2 separate regions of the Homo sapiens genome follow, and region 1 is linked to region 2. A link is an interaction called in ENCODE POLR2A ChIA-PET data of the cell type or tissue named here. Cell type or tissue: A673. All regions are shown on one strand. Links, peaks and the distances in the headings refer to the core of each region. The heading gives the core; the rest is flanking DNA. Region 1 overlaps LOC107986635 (a long non-coding RNA gene). Region 2 has its middle 270 kb from the start of RFPL4B.

What was found. Peaks named below come from ENCODE experiments on the same cell type or tissue, not always from the same donor. Only the 100,000 strongest peaks of a DNase experiment are listed, where the experiment ranks them.
Region 1: POLR2A ChIA-PET joins it to region 2 with 8 read pairs; 1 of 35 experiments calls an interaction of 5 or more read pairs at or near these places.

What each region holds. Positions count from the first base shown.
Region 1 is chr6:112,934,231-112,943,755 of GRCh38, reverse strand. LOC107986635 (a long non-coding RNA gene) reads right to left here. Exons shown (of 3, transcript XR_001744307.1): 3 at 6,037-6,162. Among named protein-coding and RNA genes, the nearest start is that of LINC02518, 490 kb to the left of the region's middle. In A673, for the core only: no CTCF peak of the experiment used is centred there; a DNase peak (open chromatin) is centred at 3,965.
Region 2 is chr6:112,612,818-112,622,342 of GRCh38, reverse strand. It overlaps the pseudogene PA2G4P5. Among named protein-coding and RNA genes, the nearest start is that of RFPL4B, 270 kb to the right of the region's middle. In A673, for the core only: a CTCF peak has its summit at 3,321 (motif pointing right); a DNase peak (open chromatin) is centred at 3,352.

The DNA of each region.
Region 1 (9,525 bases), core at 2,821-5,320, 320 kb before region 2:
TGTATGACAACCTACATCCAAACATATCATTTTAAAAATACAATGGCTAAGAAATGTTATACATTGTTTCTCATTGCATTCTCTGGAAACTTCATTATGATTTGGCAACATCTCATAATACTAGGTCACTGCCTATGTTCAGTCACCTCTAGTGTTTATAAATTAGTTCAAGTATTTCCAGAAGCAAGAATATTAAATCACATCCAGGAGTTATTTTTACATGGCATCAACAATTAAAGTCACAGCTGAATCTAGTTTAACTACTGTTTAAGTCACCCAGTGGGCAGCGCCAATAGATTGTAAAGTCCTTTATATTTTTAGCCACATTCTTTGCATGAATAGCTGTCTACATTTGCTAAGATAAAACTACTATACTTCATTTAACTTTTCTAAAATAGATAATGCTTTGATCTACTAGAAACCCAGTGGCATATGATTTATTACATTTTTGTAATATATACTATGTATCTCCAAAGTAATTTTGAAGTGACTTATAGTACTAAACATGTTTAAGAAATATAATCATTATTTAACAAGAAAAGTTAAAACAAATAGGAACATAGATACAGGGGGACCTAGGATAAGACTATTTTGAAGGGAAGGCATCCATTTAGTTCTAAGCTTCTTGACAAAAGGATACATCTCAGTTTGTAATTAATAGAATGCAGTAGCTACTGCCTATTGCCAGCTTTCCTTCTCTTAGAAGACTCTATCCTTTGACCACATATGACCTAGTTTTGACTCTTCACAGTTTTCTATCCTTCTAATAACAACAATTAGGTCAAGAAATGGAAATGTTAAGGGAATCAGCATTTATCTTTGCGACAGTTACATTGACTCTGGGCAATGCCAGCACTTCTTGCCCACTGAGTTGTTAAATTTGGGCTGCAAAGAGCATAATCAACAGACACCTGGGGAAGTCAGTTTGCTTTAAGAGGATGAGGTGTGAACAGGAAAAGACAGGCCAAGATTGTTTGTTTGTTTGTTTTTTAATCTGAGAGAAAAAGAAACTAACAGCAAGAGAGGGAGAGAGGCAGAGCACTGGATAAGAGGTTATCCTACTTCAGCCCTTTGAAGCCCAGTCCTTGCATCTAAGCTATGGACTCTGTGAGCTGCCTCAGTGTCTTCAGCTTACTTAAACCAGTAAGTCATTTTTTGGTGCTAAAGTTAGCTCGAATTTGACATCTGTTACACTTGCAAACGAACAAAAAGCCCCATCTGATATTATTATATTGTTCTCATTTCTAATAGGGAATTTGTTCAACTTGATCTGAGGAGATGTTTTTCTTCCCCTAGGATAGAATTCTGGGAGACATTGAAATACTATTCAAGAGGATCCTTATTAGGAAAAAACAAAAGTTGGGGAAACACTGGATAAGTTGTCCCATTGAAGTTGCATATCTATAAAATGGTTTAAATAAAAGAATATTTGGTGAAAATATCTTTTTCTATTTATTGCAAAACTACAGCTGGACTTCTCCAGTGTATCCTCGAAGTTTTTTTTTAATTTTGTTTCATCAATAAGAATCATCAAAGTGAAGATGCATCAACTAAAAAGAAAACTGTGTTGCTCCATAAAGCAGTTTAAAACAGTAATGGATTCCAGAAAATTAATAAACTTAATTTTAAATTTAAATTAAGACATTAATAAAAAAGTGAGATTTTATTCCTTTTGGGGCCCTAGGTGTGTGAGAAGCATTGCTGATATTCTGTCATAAAGATTTAGCAGTCACGTCTCCATCCTTTCCTTTAAGCTCCTATCCCACCTTACTATAGAATTGATTGCAAGGGATGCCTTCACATAGAATTGCTTGTTTTTCCTTGAAAATGATGTCTGAATCCACTCAAGCTTTTCCACAGATATTTAGTTTATGTTCTAAGGTTTTCTGATATAAACTATGAGAAGTTTTGTGCCTAAAATAACTAGTCTAATCCCCTGAGGAATGTCAGATTCTGATTAGGGCTAGATTCTCATAGACACACTAGGGAAACAGCTCAAAAATATCCTTCAAAGAATATTTAATACTTTGCTCAATGCCATCATGATTTATATTAAGATCCCACAGCAGCCTGAAGACCCACCTCAGCTATGTTAGCAAATATTATCATTTGAATAGGGTTTAGGAAATTTCTAAACTTTTCTCGTGTGCTCAGAAGATAAGTTTATCTTAGGTAATTATGTTGGTTGTGTATGTGTGTTTCCACTACAGAATAGCAAGGTCTATTTTTAAAGTATGGCTTATGGACTGAATCTTATGAACTTATAGAGATGTAATTAGTCAAGTGTATCAATGTTGACTGGTGTTCTTATGAATTCTCCCTAACATTTTAGATTTATAAATTTAGAGTGGAATGTTTTTAAGTAAATATATTATTCTAGGAAGTTCCAAATTATCACAAGAATCACCTTTTTATCGCATGTATGCAAAAATAAATCTTAGCCTTTGCACTGTTTACTGAAACATATCTAGCATACATATTGACACTGACACATTAGTATTGCAATTATACTAACTTTATTAGTAACAACATTTCTACTCCCTTAGGACTATGGACTCCTCATTGGAATGTTAAAAGAATATAAGATGTTTTTCTGATCATTCCCTTAAATGCTTGTTTAAAGGAAAAATTATAGCTTAACTACCATAAATTTTTTCTAAGCAAAGACAAAATTATTTCCTGAATAATTAGATGTGTTGGTAGATGTAGTTCTTTTTTTAAAAATAGTCCATGTCACAGTCATTGGTCACTAGTTTTTTATTAGTTAAATTATCTTACTTTTCAAAAACAGAAAATATCATGTACTTAGACTTGTTATAGATCTATGTATCGTTTCATCTCATAGAACACTGAAAAGGCTTCTTTGTGGTTTATGTTTGACCAAACAAAGTTTTGTGTTTTTTCCATTAGTTAATAGTCGTGTTACTAACATTTTCTAATTATAGACTCAAAATAAATGGACACCACATCAACATTTAAATCATGGCATCTATTTAGGTTGGGTGCACAACAAACTTCTATATCATAAGCATATTCAGCTTTTTTACAGATAACATTGAACAATGCTATTAATATCTGTATGTAGATTTTTTCATTTAGGTAAAATATTTTAGTTACATAAGTTTTCTTTTTAATTGATGTGTATTTGATTATATGCCATTTTGTAGTTATGCTTACATGCCTTGATATAATATTGTTGAGGTTCATTTATCATAAAGTTAATACGAACTGGTTTTTATTTAACAAAGCTCCTATCCAAGGCACAAATGAGCTCTTAGTTTTAAGTTGCCTAATCAAAAACACAACAGTTTTTAAAAGCCTCTTTCTAAACAATGAAATCCATATAGTATCACAGAAGGCCTAGGGAAAATGCATTCATGAACAATTTCTTACTTCAGTGTACCATCATTATAATGTCGCACCCCATTGCTTTGGCTGATAACATGCTTCAAGACACATTTACAACTTAATTAAATGATTTTTTACCTTGTAATCTCTGAACCATTTCTGATAAAAATTTAACTTCTTGACTAAAATGTGATATACACATTTCTGACCTCTCTCTGTTCTCTCTCTGTCTGCCTCTCTGTGTGTGTGTGTGTGTGTAACTCTTAATATCTGTAGATTAGCATTATGAAGAAAGAACCTAGGAGTGAGGTAAGCATAAAGTTTAGTATTAAGGAATTGAAATAAAGGCAGGAAAACTAAGAATTTGAATAAATTACATGCAATTAGAATTTGTATAAATTATATGCAATAACATAGTAGGAACAATGGGATGTGAGTACAGAGATAAGAGAGGAAATCCATTAGGCAATTCCAAAACAAGAAAATTAGGAAAGACAATAGTGTCAGCCTCTTGCAGATTAATTAAAGAATGGGAATTGAGCCAATGTTCAAAAGGAAAGAACAGTCCTATAATCTTCTTTTGAAAGCAATGGCAATGAACCATTTATCCTGTTGGTTTTACCTTGGCCCAGTGCCCAGACTGGACAATTAATAAAATATTCTTGCCATGGTACTGGCAACTTTATCTTGCTGCTGTTAACAGAATGTCATTAACAACTATATGCACAGATCTAATCTATATTCTAAGTTTAAATGAAGTGAAAACAATCAATAGCGCAATGGTAATTGTAAAGAAATCATCCTAGAACAGAGACCAATCTCTGCCCCTTCTTGGGACATACATGTTGAGGAGAAGCACAAATCAACATCATTATTTTCATTACAAGGATCATGTTTACAAGGAAATATCCAGATGATATCTCAGTATCTGAATCAGCAGGACAGATTACTTGTAGGACTCCAAACGATTGAATGTTTGGGGGTCTACATTCACCACACTGGTTGTCATTAATATACAGTCAAAATGGACCAGATAAACATTTTTCTTTTACCAGTAATAGCAAGATATTATAGAGCATTCCGTCCTATTCCAATAAGCTATTCCTAAATTAGAACCAGAATTTAATATTCTCCCTATTTCTCTAAGTATTTTAAAGATTAAGTGAGCAAAAATACGGTAGAATTTTTAAAATTACAAAGGGATTTTCCAATATACCAAGTATGGCATCTCTATGGTTTCATTATAATTTACTTTTAATCCTTAATTTATTTTTGCTAATAGTAACATTATTATCTTAAATATGTATTTTTAAATAAAATTCATATAATTGAATGATTCAACATATTATTTGATGCAACAAATTTGGGTTTCTTTGCTGTTCCTTTTTAGAAAAAAACTATTATAGTCACTTATTTCTGAAAATTCTTATACTGTACAATGTTAGCTGTAACTGGGGCCATTTAATCTTTTTCAAAATCAGGGTCCTATCCAAGAACAATAAATCACTCTCATTATTTCAGTCTTACTATATAAATACTAGAGAAATGTTGACAATTCAACCACTGTCTTTCGTAACCCTTTGAGTCACTACAAATAAATAAATACATTGCATGCAGTCTAAACAATATGATTGTAAATTTATGATAAGGGTACATTTTCTTTCTATCATCCTAAATTTTAGAGTTTTTACGTAACATCAATGGTTCACCAAAACTGAAGGTTTGATGAGTGTGTTGAATTTCAGTGAAAATCAAATTTCTTTTCCATATTGCTTTATATTAGATAATAAAGACTTTAAAAGGTTGACTTGGCAAATAATATTATTTGTTACTTTTTATTCTAATGAACAATGGAGATACACTCCCCTGTAATCTAAATGATTTTTGTAATGGTGGAAAAGATGTTTTGTTTGATTTTTAAACTAACCATTTATATGAATAACCATACCAAATATGAAAATGAGAATACAAAATTCTGACGATTTTAGTTTTGCTACAATAATAGATTAGACTACTCATCTGGAGATTTGATTATGTCCATAGGGCTAGAAACACGCACATACATGCATTTACAGAAAACAGAAGACAGAGGCTGTAATTAGCTATTGAAGTGTGACCTCATTATTTAATGCTTTAACAAGGCATGTATCTACTCAGATAGCTGGAATAATAATGATGGTAGAGCCCTCCAAAGCAATGCACCTCATTTATATATCCATGTGGCAGTATCGTTTCAAGGAATACATTTTGAAATAACAGTTACTTAAAAATCTGTAGTTTACAGCAAGGGTTGAAGAGAAGCTACAACTTTTCCAAACCCAGCCTCTCTCCCTACGTATTGGGCCATTCTCACATTGCTAGAAATACCCGAGACTGGGTAATTTTTTTTTTTTTTTCCGAGACAGAGTTTTGCTCTGTCACCCAGGCTGGAGTGCAGTGGCACGATATCAGTGCACTGCAACCTCCACCTCCCGGGTTCAACCAATTCTCCTGCCTAAGCCTCCGGAGTAGCTGAGATTACAGGGGCCCACCACCGCGCCCGGATAATGTTTGTATTTTTAGTAGAGATAGGGTTTCACCATGTTGGCCAGGCTGGTCTCAAATGCCTGACTTTGTGATCCACCCACCTCGGCCTCCCAAAGTGCTGGGATTACGGGTGTGAGCCACGGCACCCAGCGGAGGCTGTGTAATTTATAACGAAAAGAGGATAAATTAACTCACGGTGCTGCAGGCTGCACAAGAAGCATGGAGTTGGCATCTCCTTCTGGGGAAGCCTCTGGAAGCTTACAATCATGGTGGAAGGTGAAGCAGAAGCTTGTAAGTCACACAGCAAAAACAAGAGGGAGAGAGAGGGGAAGGTGTCACATACTTTTAAACAACGAGATTGCATGATAACTCATTATTGTAAGGACAGCATCAAGAGGATGGTGCTGAACCATTCATGAGAAATCCACCCCTATGATCTAATCACCTCCCACCAGGCCCCACTTCCAACATTGGGGGACTGCAATTCAACATGAGATTTGAGCAGGGACATGTATCCAAAACGATATCACCCTGCTTTACTATAGTTATTGTAAAATCATTTTCATGAAGAGGCCTAAAGATGCTTATCATAAAATTAATACTCTTAAAAGTACAATGATACTGAATCTTCAGAATAATTAAGATTTTGGGGGGCTCAACTACACTAGTTTTAACTATTAATTTATGCACCATTTATTTTAACCTGCAATTTTTATTTTTATAGTTGTTCGAAATAATGAAAACTGCTTCTGATGGTGTAAATGATAAATTCCTATACACTGTTTTACTAGAAGTAGTTCTTTTAGCAATTGTATGACAAAACAAAGGACATTTCTTCTATACACAAAAGCTATCTTTTAATCCACAGATTGTTGTTGGCTTCTGAGATACTAGGTACAAATATTTAGCTTAGCCTCATAAAATATCGCCACTGAAATTAGGTGGAGTTCTGATTGATTTAATGCTGAAGAATGTGGTTTATTATAGCACAGGCAACTGAAAAAGTATATGAAATAATTAAAATTGGAATCAGACACACCCATAATGCTCACTAGAAAACAATATAATTAAAACCACACGGATATATCATATGACCTTGACCTAAATGGAGTCAGTCTTGGACAATTCAGCAAGGCCTGTTTATCTTTGCCTTTTAATATTTTTGCTCATCCTTCTTCAGTACTGAGAAGAAAAGCAAATGGCTTATTTTTATTGGAAAGCACCCAAACATCTGTACATGGGTTTCTACTCTACTAACCATCCAACTAGAGCTTGGGTCACTTCCTAAAGTATGTGCAACTCTGTATGCCTGTATGCAGACTCAACAAGGTGGGGCAAAATCTCATTTAATTTAGACAGCATGGTTATGTAACTTAATTAAAAAACTCTTTCAAATATTACATATTCAAGTTTAAACTCTTCTATTTGCCTGTAATTCCTAACGTTTAATGATTGTTTACTTTTAATCTAAACTATTTGTTATGTACTTGCTAATAAAAAAGATAATTCAATTGCTGTTAGTATTTTCCTACCTTCTCTTTCCATCCCATTTTGTCCTCTACCACAAGAGGCCCGATGCACATCCACGCAGACACCACAGCCTGCATGTTCAAGGTCTTTTCACGTCCCTTTAAACGGCGGCCCTGTAGCCATCCCTCAGGCCTAGAGTTGCATATACTCTAGTGTGTAATCTGCCATCGGAAAATGGATCTAGGGAGGAAGACTGCAAAGACTCTGGAACTGAGCTTGGGGCACTTATGCCAGAGTTCCAGGTTCCTGAACTATGGTTTAGAAATGGCAGCAGGCAGTTACAGCCTCTGAGTAAGTTCCCTTGATCTATAAGATGTCTTACCCTCATAAGAAGGGGAAGACCAGAAGAGGATAAGAATAGACTCCTTTAAAGTATGGACGCCCAAGGCAGGGCCACTATTACCTGGGAATATAGAGATACAGGAAATGAGAGTCACAGTCAAAGAGAGAGTGAGCTGTGCCACCCCTTTGGAGAGCTCTAGTGGAGGCAGCTCTGAGTGAGAGGTAGACTGAGCCAGACTTTTTGCACTTAAGCAGGGAGCTAGAGAGAGCAGGATTAAACTCCTATATATTATAGATTGGACTTCTTGCACTTCTTATATTCTTTGTATTTAAGCCCTTAGGTATTGGTTTTTCTTAGTGTTATGCAATATATTTTGTATTTTTCAGCCTATCTTAGCTGTGCTGTAGAGAGCTATCAATACTTGAATCAGTACATTTAAAGGGGTCAGCATCTCCGGGTGCAAGTGAAATGTGACAGAAATAATCAAAGAGAGAGGATATTAGGGGGAAGTGAAATTGAAGAGAGCAAGGTCCAGATCATTCAAACTTTGTACAAAGATAACCCTGAAAGTCCTGAGTTTAATTAAGAGATAATTTCACTTCTCTCACTTAACTTGTAATTTGATTTTTATATCACTAAATTAATCTGCATAAATTTATGATACAGACAATTTCCTAGCTCAAAAGGGATATATGTCTCCCTATTACCCACTATATCCTGTCTAATGCTTCTTTCACTCATTTAATATTTATTCATCATCTACTGTATATCAAGGACTGTGCTAGGCAATGGAAATACAAAAACAAACAAAATAAACTTGGTCCTGACCACACTCAGGATGCAGTAGAGATGCTAATAGGTAAAGATGATAAGTACTGTGTAATCATAAAGAAAAAGAATAGAGTGTTAGGGAGAAAGTAGGAGACAGAGAAAGTAGGAAATGGGAGAAAGCAGGAGAAATAAGTATTGGGGAGAAAGTAGGGGAAGGAGGAAGGTATTTGCCAACTTCAAATAGGGGAGACTACATTTAAGCAAATACATAAGAAAGAGAAGGAATCGACATTCACAAAGGAGGAAGAAGAGTGTTCTAGGAAAAAGAACAGCATATGCAAAGTCCTTGAGGTGGGGTTATTTGTCTTTTGCAGAAGTGAAAGGACAGTGATCCTAGAGTGTAACAAAGAAGAGGGAGAATGATGTTGGTATTGGCCAGGGACCAAATTAGGCAGGATTTTTTGGCAATATTCAGGAGTTTGATTTTCTTTCTCACAACAAAGGATTGTCATTGAAGAATTTTCCACAAGGCACTGGCATAAACTGTTTTATATTTTATGAAACTCTCATTTGCTGTGTTGTGAAGAGTGAATTAGAATGGATCATGAGTTGATCCTAAAGTACTATGGAAGGCTGGAATAGGCCAGTGAGAAACCATATGGTTTGGTTTTATTTCACAATAGAAATTAGGGGAATTAGGCAAGTTTGAGATATATTCTGGAGGCAGAATCTGACCAGTTATGTGAAATTTCTCCACTAAGCTGCAGTTTCATAGATACAAATTTGGAAGAAAATAAATCATTGGGATTTTTCTGGGGAGATCACAAAAGCAATAAAAATATTTACTGACAATGATTAGAATATGAACTACAGAATTCAAACTGGAAAAGAACAGATGGAAAGAGAGGAGAGGATTAATGGATGAAAGGAAAATTATGGGGTCAATAAGTGTGAAATGTGAAATTTGTGGAAAAAGAGTAATAGTGTTGATATGAATCTGTCAGATTGTTTGTTTGTTTGTTTGTCTGTTGCATGCCAAGAAGCCAACTGCATATCCCTTAAATGTT
Region 2 (9,525 bases), core at 2,299-4,798:
TAAAGCACTCCTGCCACAATCAAAGCATAGGGCTGTTTAGAGGAAAAGCACTTGTGTGATCTTTGGAATTGAGAACTGAACTAGCTGCTTTTTCTCATGGAAATTGCTTAATACCTGTGAAGGCATGAAATGCTATTCAGCCTCACTTTGAGTTACTCCAATAGAATGTGAATGAAGGACAGAAAACTAAGAAAAGGAACTCTACAATTACACATACTTATTGAATTCATTAGCTAGATGCATGTTTTCATGTAGTTGCTTTGCAGGATATAAGAACATTTTAGTAACTTTCTAGATACATTATATGTCTTAAATTTTGTGGATGAAATGTATTTATATATTTAGGGACAGAAGAAAGTTATTTTAATAAATATTAACAATTTCAGAAACTTTATCCTGTGATGGATAAAATCATGTCCACTCTGCCAGAGAAGCTGGCCTCTGTATTTTCTCCACATTATATTAATGTTCAAATTGTGCTCAGATATTAGATATGTTTAGCTTTCAATATAAACATTGGCTGGTCATTTCATAATAAAATTAAGAATTAACATGTTCACATATCTGTCAATAGTTTTCCTTCACCATGTTGCCATCAATCCAAGCACATGAAGCTCTTCCTGAACTTCCTGGTTATAGAAGCGTATGCTGCTTTGAGAGTAGACAGAGAGCACGGACAAACCACCCCCACAGGGGGCTGCCCATGGGGAGACTGAAAATGGGTGTTGGTGCTCTGTTAAGGTTTTGCTTTGTGTCTTTGTAGTCTTGAACCTCCAGGTCATAAAGCGAATGATCCTCCCTGTTATATGGATTCTCAGTCTTTATGGTTCTAAGTTTTCAGATATATGAAAATAGCTCAATAAGTGATTTGACTCTCATTTACAATAATTCTAAGTCCATCACTTTATAAATGGAAACTTGAGATACTGGAGGCATCAGGGACTTCCCCAAGCTTACCCAGTAAGGCACAGCCCAAGCAGAAACCAGAATTTACATATTTAGAGCAAATAATTATAAAAACCACATACCACCCCTTTATCCACCATCTTGGGAAAGCAAGTATTCCTATCCTTACAATATTCAACTTTTGAGGAAAAAATTACATATGTATGCACTATATCTATACTATATATAGTATACAAATATATTTTTTTAACTGGGGAAGGCCCCAATTTAAAAGCTTGAAGTGCTTATCAATCTTATGAAAAGAACAACTCTGTTTACTCATATGCAAATACTATATGATAGCAAGTTCGGCCAGAGGCCTGTATGTGATGACTCATCATAACTTCAGAACAAACCCCCTCCCTAAGTCTCTAAGGAAACCTACTCCGTGGTTTTACATAAGCTGAAATCCATTTTCATGCTCCAGTTTCTCTCATGTCTTTGAAATAACAGAAGGAAAAGAACCCAGTATATATAAGTAGTTTGAGAGCTGAGAAAGATAGCATATGGCAGTGGAAATGTAAGTGTTGCTTTGATTTTGGAAAGAGAAGTGAGAAGGAGTATTCTTGAGTCAGAGCTCAATTCCACCTGAATGAGATGATTTATTTTTATGCCACAGAATGAACTTTGTGTGGGTACAGATTTATGGCAAATATACAAACACCTGCACAGATCTCATTAGAGGTTTAGAGAAACACCATTTTCCCATGACAGAAATGATTACAGATGCAATCATAATAGTATTTTTATTTAATGCAAGTGGGATTTTTTCACTCCTAAAAGCACAAAGCATTTATTAAAATGAATTAACTTATTTCCAATAAACTTTACAGCATAAAAAGATAGATAAATGACAAGTTAGCTCAAAATGACAGGTTTAAAATATAATGGAATAGAGCTCTAAGTTTATCATTTTGATTTAAAACAATCAAATAAAATAAAGAGAATCAGTGCCTTCTAGTACCTCTTTAGAAGTTTTCTATTCTGCCATCTAATTTTTGTAAAATGTTATAAAGTGAAATTTAAAAGCCACTCTCTGAGGCTGCTCCAGCACTCCCCAATAAGCTGTCCAGATTCTTGATTAAAAACATTCTTTCCATCCTGGCTTTCAAGAGAAAGAGATACCATCATCAACACCTGTGTGTTTTACAAAATCTCTTGTTCAGTCTTGACCCATTTTAGTGTTTTAAAATTGTGCATATGAACTTTTACTATCACATGAATAACCTACACCTGAATGGGCTGGAAAAATCACTAGTTTACTTTTATTGCTACCCTAAAGGAGATCTGTCTGCTTACTGCAACCCATAGAAGGAGCACTCAACTCCAGCAGATAAAATTATTATGCCAATATTGTGCACTAGGGTCCAGCAAATGTGTCTGTGCCTGAAAGCGTGACATTAATACTATTTTTACCCATGGTGTCATGGTATACGAAAGTATAAGAATCCATCGTAACTTGATCATGAGAATAATCTGCAGATCATCAGGCCTTACCTATCTGTGGATATGAATTAAGTCACCTTAACATTAATAGTCAGCATTCAGTAAAGGACCTGTTCTTGTTTCTGCCTACAAAGAATCTCAGCTATCTCCCCTACAAAGTTACCCCAATTCATCAAGTATTTCCAAGAAACACTAAGGAGGATTCTGATGTGCTTCCTTAAAGTTAGGCTTTGCTCCATAGCCACCACATGGCATCTACAATATCTGCTTTGCTTTCTCATTGATATCTACTGCCTATAAAGCCATGGGGAAAAATTCACCATTGCTACTACTGACTGTGGCCCTCAGAACAATGCAGAGCCCTTTCCAAAGATGCTTCCAATGGCACAGTCTTCAAGATCCACAGCAGTGTGCTTTCTATCTGTTTTGTTCTCCACCCTGCATTCAGCATTGACCACAACGCTTGACAGAGAGCAGACATTCAATACTCAATGAATAAAACCGATTTTCAAAATTAGATGCTTTTTCTAAATCACCAAAATTCTTAAATGAAGTTATTTTGTCCTTCTCCACAAGTTATGTGACACACTGGGAATTTATTTTCCATTAGAGTAAGAAAGACCATAGTTCACTAACGCTGGGTAAATGCAGTGATGCACTAAATCATTTTTAACAAAGCACCAACATGATCATTTGGTGGGGTATGCTCACTGCATTCCCTCATGCTCTATTGCACAAATATACGTATGTTCCTAAGCTTCCCTATGTGACCTTGGAATCTTTCACCTCCTTGGGTCATTTGCCCTTTTACCAACTTTCACATTTGATTAGCTAATTTGTAGCTTTCCTACAAGTTTATTTATCCTAGATTTTACATTCTCAAGGAAGTTTTTGTGACCTTTTATGCCCTTCCATTGTGCTCCCGTAACACTATTTGGCAATATCTTAACACTCGCCACATGGTGGCCCCACCAGTCTCCTGTCCTGTATCCTCCTCCAGACTCTAGACAGCAGAGTATGTTCTTTGAAGGCAGTGAATGCTTTCTAATTCACCATTGTATCCCCAGCATTTCAAATGAAGCTTGGCAGCTCCTTAGTGTTCCGTGAATATTGAGAATGACCTCTAATAAATCATATAGATATAGTAAATACTTCTTAGATATTTTAAACATCTATAAGACACTTAACAAAGTCGAAGATGATTAATTTAATTAGTCATAAGTAACCATATTGTTTGGGCCCTGTTCAATTAGAAAGCTGCTTGCTATTACCTCTGGCTGGTCAATATGAAGTGAATTACACTCTTGAACCAGTTTGTTAATACCTATTTAACTGCTATTTTAGCTCATTTTACATCCCAGCTATTTTTTCTTGTGTCCAATATAATTCATCTGAAGAGGCTTCATTCTACTCAATCACTATTGCTTTCATGTCATTCATTCTTTAAACATTTATTTATTGATTAGATATTATGTGACACCAGATACTCAAAGTACTAGTAATACAACACTCAACTCCAAGACAGTCAAAGTCTTTACTTTCTTGGTAGTTACATTCACGTTGATGAAGGTAGACAGTAAGCAAATAGCCAATATATCAAGAATACAATAAGAATATGAAAGTGCCAAGGTGAAAATATATTAAGGTGCTATGCCAGTGAAACACCAAGGGACTGCAGTTTAGTTAATCAAAAAGTTTTCACCGAAGTTTGAGTTGAGACCTGAATGGCAAGAAGGAGTCAAGAATGAGAAGGAAGCTCTGGGGAAACAGCTTTCCAGCTGAGGAAATAACTAATGCAAACACCCTAAGTTAGGATCCCGCTTGGCATGTTCATAGAAAAAGAATGTCTTTCTTTCCTCAATTCTCAAAATTTTAAGGTGTGGTATGCTTGTCTCTTTCATTTAAATATCTGTGGATGACGCTCGCCTGCCTGCCCGCTCCCTTGCTAGCTCGCGCTTTCGCTCACCCTCTCCTCAAGGATCCAGGGGGCTCTGACCAAAGCCTGCGGCAAGGAAGGGAGACAGAGGCGGCGGCTCAGGAGAAATGAGGCTGCAGTGGTGGTGGTAGGAAGATGTAGGGTGAGGACGAGCAGCAGAAGCAAACTATCGCTGAAGACCTGGTTGTGACCAAGTATAAGATGGGGGGCGACATTGCCCACCGGGTACTTAGGTCCTTGGTGGAAGCATCTAGCTCAGGTGTATTGGTACTGAGCCTGTGTGAGAAAAGTGATGCCGTGATTATGGAAGAAACAGGGAAAATCTTCAAGAAAGAAAAGGAAATGAAGAAAGGCATTGCTTTTCCCACCAGTATTTCAGTAAATAACTGTGTATGTCACTTCTCCCCTTTGGAGAGTGGCCAGGATTATATTCTCAAGGAAGGTGACTTGGTAAAAATTGACCTTGGGGTCTATGTGGATGGCTTCATCGCTAATGTAGCTCATACTTTTGTGGTTGATGTGGCTCAGGGGACCCAAGTAACAGGGAGGAAAGCAGATGTTATTAAGGCAGCTCACCTTTGTGCTGAAGCTGCCCTACGCCTGGTCAAACCTGGAAATCAGAACACACAAGTGACAGAAGCCTGGAACAAAGTTGCCCAGTAATTTAACTACAAGCCAATAGAAGGTATGCTGTCACACCAGTTGAAGCAGCATGTCATCGATGGAGAAAAAACCGTTATCCAGAATCCCACAGACCAGCAGAAGAAGGACCACGAAAAAGATGAATTTGAGGTATATGAAGTATACGCTGTGGATGTTCTCATCAGCTCAGGAGAGGGCAAGGCCAAGGATGCAGGACAGAGAACCCCTATTTACAAATGAGACACTCCTGAAGAGTATGGACTGAAAATGAAAACTTCACGTGCCTTCTTCAGTGGATGGAAAGGCGTTTTGATGTCATGCTGTTTACTTTAAGAGCATTTGAAGATGAGAAGAAGGCTCGGATAGGTGTGGTGGAGTGTGCCAAACATGAACTGCTGCAACCATTTAATGTTCTCCATGAGAAGGAGAGTGAATTTTTTGCCCAGTTTAAATTTACAGTTCTGCTCATGCCCAGTGGCCCCATGCGGATAACCAGTAGTCCCCTCAAGCCTGACCTCTACAAGTCTGAGATGGAGGTCCAGGATGCAGAGCTAAAGGCCCTGCTCGAGTTCTGCAAGTCGAAAAACCCAGAAAAAAAAAAGAAGGCCTCCAAGACTGCAGAAAATGCCACCAGTGGGGAAATATTAGAAGAAAATGAAGCTGGGGACTGAGGTGGGTCCCATCTCCCCAGCTTGCTGCTCCTGCCTCATCCCCTTCCCACTACACCCCAGACTCTGTGAAGTGCAGTTCTTCTTCTCCACCTAGGACATCCAGCAGAGTGGGGGTCTCCCTGCCTCCACCCCAGTTACCCAACCCACTCCTTTCCAACAACAACCGGCTCCAACTGACTCTGGTCTTGGGAGGCGAGGCTTCCTGGGCACGGAAGACTACTTTAGATGAAAAAAAGAAATTGAATAATAAAATCAGGGGTCAAAATTCATAGTCTTCAAGCCCCTCTTTCTAGCCTTTTCTACTACTCTCTGCTTGGTCAAGGTTTGTGACCCTACTACAGAACCAGGCTAAATTGGCCACCACCACTGAAAACTCAGCCAAATTTTTTTATACCATTCTGATGTTAGCATTTTTTCATCCGTTTGGGGCTTTTTCCTTTTTTCCATTCTCCCCAAGTATTTTATCTGGCTTCAAAATTAGGATTATTTTTCAGATTGTTTTTATTCAGTGTGGCCAATTCCTCATCTGATTCAGGCTGTCCAGCCAGGCCCCTCCCATTTTAGGAGCTGGAGCCTTCATTTATGAAGCGATTCTTATCTATGAAATGGATCTGAATTAGTCAATCTTTTTTCTTCCATTTTCACAAAGCTGTAAAGAAATAATCCATCTCAACCTCACCCTTTTCTCTGGAGTCAGTGGGGTCTTCCCTGCTCCATTCTACAGAAAACTGAGCTGGAAGCTCAACTGGTTTTGTTCACTGTTTGAAATATTGTGATCTCCTTCCCTTGAAAGAAAAACCAAGAACCAGAGGAGTAGACTGTCTGAAGATACAACTCCTAGCTTTCTGAAGCTATGGACTTGGATTAAATTTCTAGGGGTTTGTAGGGAAAGGTGACAAATTTCAGTACATCTGGCATGCTGTCCCAGGAAACTAGGGCTCCTACTAATTTATGAGGTTTTTAAGCACATTGAAAATGACATGACATTAAAATAAATTTGAATTTTCTCATAAAAATAAAAATAATAAATAAATAAATATCTGTGGATAATAATAGAAATAAAATAGAAATGGCCTTATTTATAAAATGAAATTTTACATGCTTTTATTTAATTTTTTTAAAAAAAGTTTCTGGCCGGGCACAGTGCCTCACACCTGTAATCCCAGCACTTTGGGAGGCCGAAGCGAGTGGATTGCGAGGTCAGGAGATCGAGAACAGCCTGGCTGGCGTGGTGAAACCCCGTCTCTGCTAAAAATACAAAAATTAGCTGGGAGTGTTGGTGTGTGCCTGTAATCCCAGCTACTTGGGAGGTTGAGGCAGGAGAATCGCTTGAAACAGGGAGTTGGAGTTTGCAGTGAGCCGAGATCGCGCCACTGCACTCCAGCCTGGCGACAGAGTGAGACCCCATCTCAAAAAAAAACACACACACACACACACACACACAAAAATGAGTTTCTTAGGAGAGATCGTCACAAAGGCTGAGGAACTAGACAAGTGGCCTCAAACCTTTTTTTTGCTGATACATAATGATCATATACCTTCCTGAGGTACATGCAATATTTTAACACATGCATACAATGTGTAGTGATCAAATTAGGGTAATTGGGATATACAATGCCTCATATGTTTGCCCTTGCTTTGTGTTGGGAAAATTCCAAATCTTTCTTTCAGCTATTTTGAAATGTACAATAAGTTATTGTAACAGTAGTTTCCCTCCTGGGCTATCGAACACTGGAACTCAACTCTTGATCTGTGTATTGCACTTGGGGATTTTATAATTAAAGCCCCATTGCTATGACACAGACAGCACCCAAGGGCTTGCTGATCACCTTTAAAACTCCAGTCCAAATTTAGGCAAAATTCCTTCCTGTGCTTTCCTTTCGTATAGTTGAGATAGGCCAGCATAACTAGAAGTGCTCCCAGAAGGTTGGTATTGCCACTAGACACCAAGCTGGCCTCTGAAACAGGCTGCCTTGGTCCAGATTGTTTTCTTCTTTGTTCCAAATCTGAGCTAAAGCTATCTCTTTCCTTGTCACCAACAAATTCAAAACATCCTTCCTTCAAAAAGTACCCACGTTTCCTGATTTGAAATTACCAGCAACATTAATGTAATTTAAGAGACAGACTTGATTCAGAGCTAATGGGCAGGACTGTGCTAAATGACACAGTAACTTGGTTCCACCCACTCTATCATGGCCATCGGATGTGACCTTCCCCACTCAAAAGCTTATTATAAAAGAGTTACTTTCTCAGCTTTCTCTGTTGATGGAGTATAAGTAGCCAAACACATTCAAGTTATCAAAATGCATATGAGTTCATCTTTTAGCCAATTAATTTACTTGTAAAGCTTTGGCCTATTAAATAATTTGTCCGAAATGATAAAAAGGAATATAAGGGTGAGGATGAACTGTATTTCCAAAAGGATATTCAAAACCATTACCTTCACTAGGGATAATTTTCCCAAACTAATTGAAATTTGAATAGAATTCGAGCTGAGCAAACAGGAACAAAGAAAAGTGGCAAATAATACGATTAAAAAATGGACAAAGTGCCTGTATAGATATTTATCAAAAGAAGAAATGGGAATGGCCAAGAAGTATATGAAACAGTGTTCAACATCACCAATTATTGGGGAAATTAAAATTAAAACCACAATGAAATATCAACTCACATCTATTATCTAAAATATGAAAGATAAGTGTTTTGGTGAGGGTGTGGAGAAAAGGGAAGCCTGGTGCACTGTTGGTGGTAATGTAAATTAGTACAGCCATTATGGAAAACAATATTGGGGTTCCTCAAAAATCTTAGAATAACCATAAGATCCAGCAGTCTCACTACTGGGTATATATCCAAAGGAAATTAAATCAGTATCTCAAAGAAATATATGCATTTCCGTGTTTATTGCAGCATTTTTCACAAAGGCCAAGATATGGAATCAACCTGAGTGTCCACAGACAGATGAATGGATAAAAGGAGGAAATCCTGCCATTTGCAACAACATTGATAAAACTGGAGGACATTATGCTGAATGAAATAAGCCAGGCCCAGAAAGGCAAATCTTGCATGATCTCATTTGCATGTGGAATTTTGAAACGTCAGAGTCATCAAAACAGAGTAGAATGGTGATTGCTAGAGGCTAGGGATTGGGAGAAATGGGGAGATGTTGGTCAAAGTGTAAAAAGTGTCAGTTATGCAGAATAAGTATGTTCAGGAGATCTGATGTACAGCATGGTAACTATAGTTAATAATACTGTATTTTATTTACTTGAGATTTGCTGAGAGAGTAGATCTTGTGTTCTCACAACAACAAAAAAAGTGGTAACTATGTGAAGTGAAGAATATGTTAATTAGCTTGATTGTCATAATCACTTTACAGTGTATGTGTTTATCAAAATATCATATTTAATACAGTACATACATTCATTTCTGTCAATTATGCCTTAATAAATCTGGAAAATTTTAAAAAACAGAGGCAGAAAGGTAGAGGCCTCTAATTTTAAAAACATAATATTAATTGAAGATGAAAACAGGTGTAAAGGAGGCAATGAATTCAAAAGCAGAGAGAACTCGGGAGTGAAAGCAGGGTAATACAAAAGTCAACTTCCTTCTCTTCTTCCTCTTCCTGTCTTGCTCTCCTTTCCCTTCTCTTTGCTTCACTCCCTCTTCTTTCCTTATCTTCCCTTTCCTTTTCTTCCATCCTAAATAACTTAATCCAAAAGCTATTAGGGGAGGTAAAGCAAGGTAGACATTGGTAAGCAGGGGAGGAGGCACCCAGATCAGTGTTAGAGCTTGAGGAGGTATGGAGGCTCACACAGAGGGGCAGCCTAGCTCAGAATGTGACAGCCCAAGGGTGTGAGGAGAATATTAGAGTAGAAGAGTGGTTCA